3 separate regions of the Homo sapiens genome follow, and all the other regions are linked to region 2. Evidence: read pairs that join two places in POLR2A ChIA-PET (ENCODE). Cell type or tissue: MCF 10A. All regions are shown on one strand. Region 1 overlaps LAMC1 (laminin subunit gamma 1). Region 2 overlaps LAMC2 (laminin subunit gamma 2). Region 3 overlaps RGS8 (regulator of G protein signaling 8).

What was found. ChIA-PET counts read pairs that join two places held together with the same protein. Peaks named below come from ENCODE experiments on the same cell type or tissue, not always from the same donor. Only the 100,000 strongest peaks of a DNase experiment are listed, where the experiment ranks them.
Region 1: POLR2A ChIA-PET joins it to region 2 with 5 read pairs; 3 of 35 experiments call an interaction of 5 or more read pairs at or near these places.
Region 3: POLR2A ChIA-PET joins it to region 2 with 6 read pairs; 1 of 35 experiments calls an interaction of 5 or more read pairs at or near these places.

The regions. Positions count from the first base shown.
Region 1 is chr1:183,058,288-183,062,287 of GRCh38, reverse strand. All of the region lies in intron 1 of LAMC1 (laminin subunit gamma 1), which reads right to left. Among named protein-coding and RNA genes, the nearest start is that of LAMC1, 37 kb to the right of the region's middle. RefSeq lists a silencer at 1,644-1,693. In MCF 10A, no CTCF peak of the experiment used is centred here; a DNase peak (open chromatin) is centred at 1,697.
Region 2 is chr1:183,207,266-183,211,265 of GRCh38, reverse strand. It overlaps LAMC2 (laminin subunit gamma 2), which reads right to left. Exons shown (of 23, transcript NM_005562.3): 2 at 3,197-3,385. Among named protein-coding and RNA genes, the nearest start is that of LAMC2, 23 kb to the right of the region's middle. RefSeq lists an enhancer at 1,438-1,567. In MCF 10A, no CTCF peak of the experiment used is centred here; a DNase peak (open chromatin) is centred at 1,575.
Region 3 is chr1:182,678,967-182,682,966 of GRCh38, reverse strand. The region is part of intron 1 of RGS8 (regulator of G protein signaling 8); the gene reads left to right. Among named protein-coding and RNA genes, the nearest start is that of RGS8, 3.6 kb to the left of the region's middle. In MCF 10A, no CTCF peak of the experiment used is centred here; a DNase peak (open chromatin) is centred at 1,876.

The DNA of each region.
Region 1 (4,000 bases), 150 kb after region 2:
TCATGTTCTGACAAGAAAATAGTATTGATGCAGCAAAAAAGCTATTAGAATCTTCGTATCTTTGAAACTTTGAACTTTTTTAATTTTGCAAACAAAATATATAGAAATAAGTTTTAAGATGAAACCAAGTGAAGATTGAAACATAGATTTCCACCTTAAATTTAACGTACCAAATACAATAAACGTATATAACTGAACACTATTCTTACCTGTTTTATATATTGGGAGTCTGATTTCATGGGATAAAGGATTCTGTTACTAAGAAGATCTGAGAACTGCTGTATGCAAACGTGCAGAGTCAACTGGCACTATAGTCAGAAAAAGACATAGGCTTCCTTCTCTGCCATGTCCCAATGACGTACAGTGAGAATTTAATTGCCCAAAGTCTTAATTGCCTTACTAGATTATTAATATTTACTTTATCAGGTATTATGAGCATTCAATATAAATGATGTCTGTGAAGCCCAAGACTGGACAGAATAGGCACTCATTAGTTATTCTCTTCTTATATGGCCTTACATGTGTGTATTCACCTCAACATTAAATGAAAATAAGAGACAGAATGTATTAACTAGAATCATTTAAATTTCAATGTACAAATTCACAGAGCAAAACTGATTTCTGATTAGAATTCCTTTTGACATTTTTCATAATCTATGAACAAAAGAACTTACAGTAATATCTCAAAGTAACATAAAACTTAAAAGATATAAGCACTTTTTAAAAAAGAAAAAAAGATATAGATGTTGTTTTCCAAAAAGCACTATCAACAACAACCATAACAAAATGTCAGGAAACCATGTTATAATGAGACTATAGGAACATCTTGTAAATGCCAAAGAATACTGACAAATTATTTCCCAACTTTCCTTCTGGGCTCACAGTCCTATACAGATGAGCCTAGGGGAAGAAAAAAAAAACACCAACCAAAAAATCTAAAGACAAAAATTAAAACTGAAAGAACTGTTCCTCTGACAAATCAGAGTAGAAAGTTCAGGATTTAGGCAGAGTTTTCACACACTAATAACCAAAGACTAAAATGGAAAGGACTTTATTTTTGAAGGGAGTATGGGGGCTGGGAACCTTGGCACACCAAAATGTGAGATATCTAAAAGTGAACTGGTTTGCCAGAGTTTTTGTGGTTTGCTGTTTTCAGTGTCTCTCCTTTTGCCTTTCTGATCGACATCACCCTAGTCCTATCCCTCATTAACTCACATCTGGATTGCTACAATAACTTAACCTACTACCATTATACTAATTTTCCTGCAACTCTGCTATCTAACCATGTCACTTCTGACAAAAAAACTAAAATGGCTACCCTTCCTAACACATCTCAATTGGTCAGCTTCATATTCAAAGCCTTTCATGAAGTGATCATATCTTCCTATCTCTATTTTACACAAACCTACTTCTCAACACGATATTTTCTCAAACTGTCTCATTCTTGCCATCACAATAGCACTGATTTTGCATCCATATTTTGCTCATACTGTTATATCAACTTAAGATAACTTCTCTACTTCTGCTTTTCACCCATTCATTCGGTCATATAAGCATCTAATAAGTGCCTACTGTGTGTCTGGCATCAACTTAGTGCTAAGAATACAAACATGATTAAGATCTAGCTCTTGTCCCCAGGGAATGTAATGATAATTATGAGTCAGACATGTAAACAAATCGTTAGGACACAGTGTAGTAAGCACTGTAATATTGTGTACAGGGTACTATGGAAACACAATAGGCGTAGTGAGTCACTGCAAGAGAAAGTAAGACATGAGGAGAGCCTGGTCCAAGAGACTGCACAGTAGAAATAAAGTTTGAATTGAGTCTTAAAGGATGGCAAATGCAGGACAGAGGGACAGGGTAAAGGGGTAATTGCTTTTTTTTTTTTTTTCTTTTTTGAGATGGGGTCTTGCTATGTAGCCCAGGCTGGCCTTGAACTCCTGGGCTCAAGCAATCCTCCTGCCTCAGCCTCCTGAGTAGCTGGAACTATTGGTGCATGCCATACTACTTAAGATGAAAATGAAAATGCATGTCATGTTCCAGGAACTGCCAGAGATACAGCACAAATGGATTGCAAGGAGCAAGTGGGAAAGGCACATTCACAAGGACTTAAAAGTCTAGCTACATGATGAGGGGCCAAGGGTGATTTCTAAGCAGACAGTGAGTGGCATGATCAGATGTGAGGTTTCTAAAGGCTTGCTTTGAAAGGACTCTCCTTTCAAAATCAACAGAGCCCTCCCTACTATCACAATCCTCACGTTTCCTTCCTTGCTCCCCTTCCCACTTCAGGTACCAGAACAATAACAGCTGCCATCATGGAACATGTGATGTCCCCTACACAGTGCCAGAAACTTCCAACGTGTCATCTCATTTAATCTTTACAACATCTCTATAATCAAGGAACCTACAGTCAGAGAAATTAAATTTCTTACTCTGATGCACGTAGTTTGTAAGTGGTAAATGAAATCCAAACCTAACTAACTTCAGATTCTGTGGTTTCCTACGAATATGCCACACACGATCCCAGCCTGAACTGCACTCTCCTCACCCTCTCACTATTCCACGTTTGTGTCCCCTCTGTTTTACCTATCTTATAATTTGCTCCGAGACCCAGTTCAATGTCCTGAGTGGCCACAAATTAGTTGTGGACTTACACTGAGCAAGTCACTTACCTTGGCTAGTTCCTTCACTGAAATTAGGTGGCCACTCAGATCATTTCCATTATCTCCTGTCACACAATCTGGGTTAGTTATTTTTATTATTGGGCCAGAGTTTTGCTCCTGTTGCCCATACTGGAGTAGAATGGCATGATCTTGGCTTACTGCAACCTCCACCTCCTGGGTTCAAGCAATTCTCCTGCCTCAGCCTTCCATGTAGCTGGGATTACAGAGTTATTAATACAAACCACAAATGCTGGTATATAACAGGGCAAGTGGGCTTATCCAGTCTGGGATGCCAAGTTCCACCATGATGTAATGTATTAATAACCCATCCATCAATATGTATTCAGAACATCTCTCAAACCAGGAAGCTGAGCCTGAGTTAATAACAGCATCAACAATGAAGCTTCTCCCTTATCTCTGAGTAGGTTTCTTATTTTGCTAATACAGCCTCCTCAAAGCATGGATGTTCTGCCTGTGAAGACCTGAGCTAGAGGCCACTTCACTACCAGATGAGTCTAAGAAAATACACACGCACTAGGCTGCAGGGAACACAATAGAAGCAACTGCCTATGCATAACAAAAACAGAGCCTGTCATATCATAGTCATCTTGCAAGAAAATCTTCTGTGAGACGTTTTTTCCCAAGGGGAGAAAATTTTACATGTTATAAAACAGAACAACATATAGATATTACCTTCCTTGAAGAGCCCTTGCTGCTTTGATTGCAGCTGACAGGCTTTTCCTTTAAAATACATGTAAACATGTAGGTAGCTTTTTGTTGGTGGCTTTTTGTGAATTTTTTTCTACCCCATTAATCACCTTCTTTCATGCTCCAGGGAAACCAAGTAGGTGGGCAAAAATTCCTGGATGTTTTTGGGAAGGTACTCACACCCACACCCACAGACAGAAGAAATATTTCAAGTCTACATAAACAGTCTTAGGAGATAATTTGGGTAACAAGAAACATTAGTATAAGTAAAGACAAAATATTTACATATTGAGACATAAGAAGACATTACAGAAAAATGGGAACCGTGTATAAGAACTAAAAAACTTAAACCTGAATCCTTTAAGATGTGTTTTCACACACCAGACTCCCAAATCACCAAATCCATCATTCTTCATTTCAGTGAGTATTTGCTGGAGACAGAAAACAATATGAATCTCTATTATCAAATAACTGTCTAGAAGAAACAAAACCAGACTTAAATATACACCTGCCAAGCAAATTGAAATAACCATAGATGGGTCTTTATCACAAAAAGCAATGATTTCAAGAAGCAGACACATATAAAGATGTACAAAATGCAAAGCATTGTAAAATTCAGTCACCCT
Region 2 (4,000 bases):
GAATTTCAAAGTATCTGCAAAAGGTTATCAGGGCTTAAATATGTGGTTGGAAGAGCTGAAGGTAACTCAGCCCTGTTGCTGAGCCCACAAAGTCATAATCTAAAAATAAGCCTAATTTCTGCATTTTTGGGAAATCGATATAAAGTCCAAAATTGGTGACTACTCTGGGGTTTATTAATGCCATTGGCTTCATTTGACATACATGTAATGATAGCATTTTTTTGTAAGACATGTTATTTTGCATTTGAAATGGAATATACAACAGATTTCCCTGTCAAGTTATTATCTGAAAGTGAAAAATATCCTCTGGCTAATTGGGATACTGAGAAATCACATAGGGAATTAAACTTGTGCTAGTGGTTTGGTGACATGTGCAGCTGAGGAGCAGCTGGGGACAGCACATGGTGGGAACAGTCTCTGTCACCAATGTGTCTTTCAGCCTCTGCAGTTTGGACCCTGAAAGTTCAGTTTCTTCATCTCTTTAACAGTGGATGTGTTAACACATTGTTGTCAGACTGTTATGAGGACTAAGAAGGACATCATCTATGATAATGTTTTGGAAAATTATAAAGCATTAGTCAGATCTTAGGAAATAATATCCATCAAGCTTTTTGTGTACACATAAATTGTCTGCTTTTGGGCATTGAAAAATGCCATTCTGATTTTTTTTTCTTTCATATGGAGGGAATAAGAGAATTATTCTTGATCAGAAGATCTGGCTTACAACTTTAGTTCTTGCAATCAGTTGCTGGAAGACTTTAGGCCATTCATTAATTTTTCTAGGTCTCAGTTTCCCCACTGTCTTAATAAGAAAAACAACTACATCAATTCACAATTTACTGAGTTGCCCGCCATGTGCTTGTCAAACACCATTTTATCTCCACAGGATCCCATGACATGAATATCATGAACACTCTTTAACAGATGGGGATGCTGGAGCAGCAAGAGGTTAAGGAACCTGCCCAGAGTGACCTAATGATGATGGTGGTTGTGTCCAGATTTGCACCCTGGCTGCCTGGCTCCATAACCCACCACTGTACTCTACATTATTACCTTTGATGTCAACAAACCTGGTCCTGAACTCTTACTCTGCCCCTTAGCTCTATGACCTTGGACAAGTTTCTTCCCCTCCCTCCCTAAGTCTCTGCTACATCATTTGTGAAATGGGAAAAAACATAGCCCCCTCTTTAGTTATTTGTGAAGATTAATTAATTACTGGATTAAAAGCACCTAGAAAAGTGCCTGGCCCAGGGTTGGCACATGGCACATGTTAACTATCATATAAGACATAAATCAATACTGGGCTCCACCACTTCCTGCCAAGCTGTTCCCACTGAGTCTGGGATATCTATTACCCAAATAAAAAGAAGGAGCCAGTTTCACTTGCCCTTACCACTGGGCAAGCAGTAGACTACATGCTGAAACAGAAGAGATGACATGGTAAATCCTTCTTTACCATCCTTCTGTGCTAGGCAGCAGGTTCCTGGTCTACCCTGAGACTAATAACCTTGTCTTCAGGCCAGGCTTTCAAGCTGAGCCAATTAAATTTCTAGTTTCATTCTCACTGATCATTTCACTGGGATGACCCAACTCTGGTGACTCACAATGAAGCTGCATGACCTAAGGCAATAGGAGCTCTTCAGAGAGGTTAAATGCCCATTAAAATGCAATAATTTGTCTTTTAATTTTTTTATGAAGTTCTTTGATTCATAGGGAGGACTGCTAAATCCAAAAGATTCTGGATGCAAATTCCACACAACAAAGCTAAACTAATCTGAGTCAAACCACATTGTGACAGCAACTTAGGTGAATTTGGGGGGTGACTGCTGCGATATGGGCCTATCTCACCACAGGGTCACCCAGTTTTCTATAAGACTCCCAAACCACTCTACCAGCAACTCATGGCTGCACCAGAATCTGCCCATTTTTAGATTCTTTCAAGCTGCAGCTATCAGTTGGTTCCACAGACCTACTACACTAAGTCATTGCCATGCAATAAGGCTGTATGCTTTAAGTGGATCAATATTTATCACAGGATGCTGTTAAACACTTTCTAGCAAAGAAAAGTAGATAATGCCAGAAAGATAATAGACAAATGAACCGTTTAAAAAAAAAATCTTATTTACAGAACCACCTCTCTCTCCCCCTTTATATTTACTAACTTGTCTTTACTGTCTGTCCACAATGAATACAGCACAGTGTATGTATCTGTGTGTACAGCAAAGACCTACAGTTATATGAATATAGCACTGTGTGGGATACTTTAAAAAAAAAAAAAAAAACAACTAGCCAGGCGCGGTGGCTCACACCTGTAGTCTTAGCACTTTGGGAGGCTGAGGCAAGTGGATCACGAGGTCAGGCACTCGAGACCAGCCTGGCCAACATAATGAAACCCCATCTCTACTAAAAATACAAAAAATTAGCTGGGCGTGGTGGTGGGTGCCTGTAATCCCAGCTACTCAGGAAGCTAAGGCAGGGGAATCGCTTGAACCTAGGAGGCGGAGGTTGCAGTGAGCCGAGATGGCACCACTGCACTCCAGTCTGGACAACAGTGTGAGACCCTGTCTCAAAAAAACAAAACAAAACAAAAAAACAAACTAGCTCTCCTATGAACCAGCCACCCCATTAGGTGTTTCCTATTTGTTATTTTGTTTTATCTTTTTAGCAACCTAATGAAAGACTTCAATTTTCCTGTTTACTTGTCTGTCTCCTTTATTAGTACAACTTCATATTGCTAGCACCTAGCACAGCACTAGAAACAGATCTTTCTAATTCCTTATTTTTCAAGAGGTTGGTCAAATGGATGGCTATGGATATGAAGAACTATCCCTGAAAGAGTGCAAGCTTCCTTTGTCATCTGCTTGCAAAAGACTGTCACCTGCCTGGAAAAGTTAATAATGTGACTCTTTGTATTAGAATTCAAGACAACATGCCCTCAAGGTCCCAACTGGTTCCACCAACCCCTACTTAAGAGAAACATGTTTCCTTTCAGATTGAAACTGCTAAAAAGACCAATGTCTGGTAGGTTCCCAGTTGTTGGTGAGGTTGAACATCTCCCTCTTGGCCTGCTTGCTTTCCCTGTTTTCTTTCTTTTTCCTCCGTTGTTCCCTTCCTTCTTCTTTTCCTCCTTCCTTCCTTCCCTCTTGTCTCCCCACTGCTCCATCTCCCTCTCCCTCTTTCCGTCCTTTTCAGCTACCTTTGGAGTTACAATTGCAGGGCAAACAGCGGTCCCTTTCTCTGTGCCGGTAAAAGCCATTCTTGCACTTCTCGCAGTGAATGCCATCAGTGTTGTCATTGCAGTTGAGGCAGCGGAATCCATTACCAGTTTGTCTGTGAAGTTCCCGATCAAAGATACACTGCCTGGACTTCCCATTGCAATCACAGACTGGGGAGGAAGCATACAAAAGAGATCGTCAAAAAAAAAAAAAAACACCTCAGGAACTGTTCTAGCAGGTGTTTATGTTATTATTGATAGAAATTATGCATGAGTACTATATGGTAACCTACACTCCTTGCGGGAGGAAGATATGGGAGTGCAATTGGCAGTGCAGGGACCCCGGGGACGCCTGCTCCACTTAAAGGAAGTAGGCACTATGCAATGCTGGTGGGCTGCTGTCTGGGAGAACATGGGCTCAGGGTTGCCAGACTGTCCAGTTCCTCGAGAGAAACCCAAAATGTTAAATTACATTTTTATGCGGATATTTCTGATTTAAATGTTTGCAAGGAGTTCATTTCAAAACACTGCAATCCCACAGAGCAAGTGTGTGGGCTCACGGAGACCTGAGGATGGGCAGCTGCGGACTCAGCACAGCTATTAGCCGATGGTGTCGCTGCTCAAGATACACAACACCCATCCCACCGGTGCCCGTCAAGGCAAAGGAGTGGACGTGACCGTCTGGGCACATGTCTCCTCCCAAAGCCAAGTGTCCCATGAAGAATGACCTTTCTCAAGTATCTAGGAAGCCCATCCTGCAGATGTTCCAAAGAGACTCGCAAAGTG
Region 3 (4,000 bases), 530 kb after region 2:
ATGCCAGTTAGGTGAAGGTCTTTCTCCCGTGGGTCAGTGAACTCTGACCTGGAGAACATGGTTCCTTAGTCACAACAGCCATGCCACTATAGCAAGGGGCTCTTAGAGGACAGAGCAAGAGTGTGGATGGACAGCTGAGCCAAACCCTCATCTTTCTGTTAAGAAAAACCCTCCAAGTGTGGATCTCAGCCATGGGTCAGCAGCAGCATGAGCTGAATAGGCAGAGTTGGGGTGGAAAAAGTACTGGAGGTCCTGGGTTCAAGTCTTCTTAGGGCCATTAATTGAATTACCCTGGGCCCTCCACTCAGGGCCACTGAGCAGCTTCATCTGTAAAATGAGTGATAACAAGTGTCTGGCTCACTTTCAAAGGAGCTTGTGAGGATCAGCTGAAAGGAATGATAGCTCCCAGTGGTCAAGATGTGCTGAACAACTTTGCCAGGTACTTGCCCACATGATGCTGTTTAATTCTCCCAACTTCCTAGAACAAATTGAGGCTCAAGGGGGGTAAAAAAAACTCGAGGAAGTTCAGCCAGAGAAGTGAAAGCACCTGTCCTTGTATCATCATCCCCATTTACTCTCTAACAGACCCTTCAGAACCTTTAAGCCCACCACTCTTGCCAGGAGCAAGGGTGCAGAAATATGCCTGTTCTTCCAACTTAGCAGGTGCTAAGCCTCAAATGTCCTTTTTGTTCTCCATCTTCCTTTCTCAATCCCAGCTCCAACTTGTGACTTGTGATTATAAGTAACAAAACTCACATTTGTATAGCACAACCCAGCTTGTGACTGCGCTATACAAATGTAAGTTTTGTTAATATAATGACTTTATGACTTAGAACAATTTTCCTGTCTATTCTATTCCAGGCTCTCTGTTTTATGCTTTCTGGTTTCTTCTTTGTCCAAACACCTACATTTCTAGAGATGTCAGAAATGCTTTCTTGCTTCCCCTCTGTGCCTGGGGGGTATTTTTCACGTCCAAGAAATATCAGCATCATCATCAGAACCTTTGCCAGTGTTCTCTGCATGGAATTGGTCAGTGTTCTCTGTATGGAATTTCCCAAAGGCTTTTGAATTCAGCAGTAAAAGGTTCTAGAAGGAAGAGGGTCTCAGAAAAGCTGAGTGGCTTAAGGTTGATTCCTCCCAGGGCCTTGTCTCTCAAGGAAAAGTGTCAGGGGGAATTTGCTCAGCATCTCCGTGCATCGGAGTGCACCCACACAGCCCTCGTCCCTCCTCCCGCCTCCAGCTCAGACATTAACGTGCACCAGCACATGCCCGCAAGCAAGGCGTCTCACTGAGTGCTCTCAGTTCCCAGTTCTGTGTGAATTTCGGAGCAAATACCAGTGGGAGAACTGTCCCCAGAGTCCCAGACTCCACTCCACTATTCCCTGCTGCTGTTGCTGTGGCCGAACCCCACTCCTGGGTCTGATGGCTGTGGATTCTCCTTGCTGCGTGATTCTAGGTGTCTGGCTAGAATGGAGCTAGGAGTGAGGACATGAAAGCCATTGCCTGAAGTCATTAAAAATGGAGGATTAGAAAGAGCTTATTTTATATTCAGAGAAGGGGGAGAGTGCTGAAGCTGCTCTCTGCCCACAGCTGTAGACTCTGATGGCAAATGGTAAAGCTTTTGTTACTATCTGAGAAGGGGAAGAGATTGATAACCAGCACCCTGGCACTGAGCGATAGGAGGGAAAGCCACATTTCAGTTGTGACAGGGTTTCATGCTTGCCTCTCAGCTCCATGGCTTTGAAAACTACATCCCTCTGCTTCTCCACCTTTGGCCCTCCTGTCCCATCCATGCAGCCTCCACACCTCTCCCCACTGGGTGTGGGGCTTCTGCCTTCTCGGACTCTGATGTTCTCCCTGTGACTCAATGTTTTCATAAGCCTAAGTGATTTACAGCCCATGTTTACTTATATATTTCACTGAATTCTTGCAGTAACACAGGAAGTGGGCATTGCCTTAGTAATTCTGATTTCAGAGATGAGAAGGCAAGGTCCTAAGCCAAGGAGAGCCTGCCATAAAGGGGCAGAGTTGGAGCTTGAACCCTTGTTGCTGACCCTGGAGCCTGTGCCACTCTGTGACTCCACACTGTCTCTGTTGGCCAGCATCCTACACCAAACACAGTTTCCTCACCTACCTGCTGGGGGGCTCGTGTCAGCTCAACATACATTAACTGAGCCTTTTCCTGTTGCCGGGGACCGTGCTACATTTTGGAGGTGTAGAGATGAAAAATACGTTTTTTACCTAGGCAATGTACATAGGGAATGTAATGTACCCATGCCTGGGACCTTGCTTGGCACATAGGAGACACTTAAATGTTAGTCAGATGAATGAATGAATGAATGAACCCATGCTTTCTGCCCTTGATGAACTTAGGATCTGGTTAGGAGAAGAGAGTTGCAGGTACCTAGCTATGCCAGGTGCTGACATAGAGAAGTGTGCCTGGAAGCCATAGGAGCACAGAGGGCATTTCCTGAACTTGGGTGTTCAGGTGAGGCTTTTGGAGAAGTCGTCCTGAAGTGCAGCTTGAGGATGAGCAGGACTCACTCAGATCAAGGACATTCTGGGCAGAGGAAATGAAATAAAGGAGGCCCAAAGCCATGGAACCCTGTGATATGTGCTCATGATTATGGAAAGTGTAGAGTTATTGGGGCCTGAAGGACAAGCCAGGGAAGTGGTAGGTGACTCTCAAGGTAGCCAGACCTTGGGGTGTTTGTGTATCAGGATCCTTCTTAAGCTGGAACTTTATCCCTAGAGTAGGAGGGCTTAAAGGTTTTGAGGAGAAGGAAATGCAGTCATGTTTGTGACTAACCAGGTGATTATGGCTGCAGATTGGAGCTGAATTTAAGAAAATAGGCTGTCTCATGGGGACCAGAGACTGTGAGGACGTGAACCAGGACCGTAAGGACATGAGCCAGAGCAGTGGTAGCGAGGATGGAGGGGAGGAGACAGATTTGAAAACTATGAAAGATTTAATCAGTATGATTTGGTAATTGGTTGTCGACAGGAGATGAGAGAAAGGGAGTTGCCTGTAATTACTTTCCTATTTCTGGCTTGAGTTACTCAGTAGATGGTGGTGCCAGAAACTGAGATCAGCAATTCCAGAGGAAGCCAAGGTTTATATGTGTGTGTAGGGGGTGCGGGTGGAGTGGGAGGTGGGCGTGGTGAGGGCGGCGGATAAAATGGGCCAAGAAAAGATGGGAATATGATGTGTCCATTATTTAGATATATTTGCAGTTGTTAGGCCTGTAGGATATCTGAGGGGTATGTTCAGCAACCCAAGGACTATCGGAGTCTACATGATTGGGAGCTATTGGTGTCTACATGATGGGAGAGGGGCTAGAGTTGGACAAAAATATTTAGAAATGGTCAATATACCCAATGTAGTTAGGACTATGGGCAAGGATGAGATTGCCCAAGTAGCATGCAAGGTGAGAGAGGCAGGAAGCTAAGATTAGAGAGGAAGGAAAATACCAGTGTTTATGGGGTGGACAGAGGAGGAGGAGCCAGCAAAGGAGACCAAGGGGAAGGGCAGCCAGGGGAGTGTAATGTTGGGAAGTCAAAAGAGAGAGATCCAAGAAATGAATGGTCACCATGGCAAAGGCAGCAAAGAGGTTCATAAAGACAAGTACTGGAACATTTCCACTTGAACCTCACAGTATGGAGGCTGTGTTTCGGGGGAATGGTGGGAATGGAAGCCAAATGGCAAAGGGGTTAGGAGGGGATAGGAAGTGAGGAAGCAGAGGAGACTCTTTCAAGCAGTTTTGCTGATAAAAGGAGAAACACCCAAGGGTGTTTCCCAAGGGGAATTTTTTTAAATAAAAGAGATGAACATTGTTTTTGTTAAGTGCAGAATAACATGTGAGAAAGAGAAAATAAAGATAGAGTTCATAAAGGAGGGTCCATGGGAAAGAATAGGTGGAAGGCCACAGGAGGAAGAATTCACCTTAAATAGACACATCTGAGGGCAGCTGGAAGGAGGTCAGGGTGTGTGTAATATGGA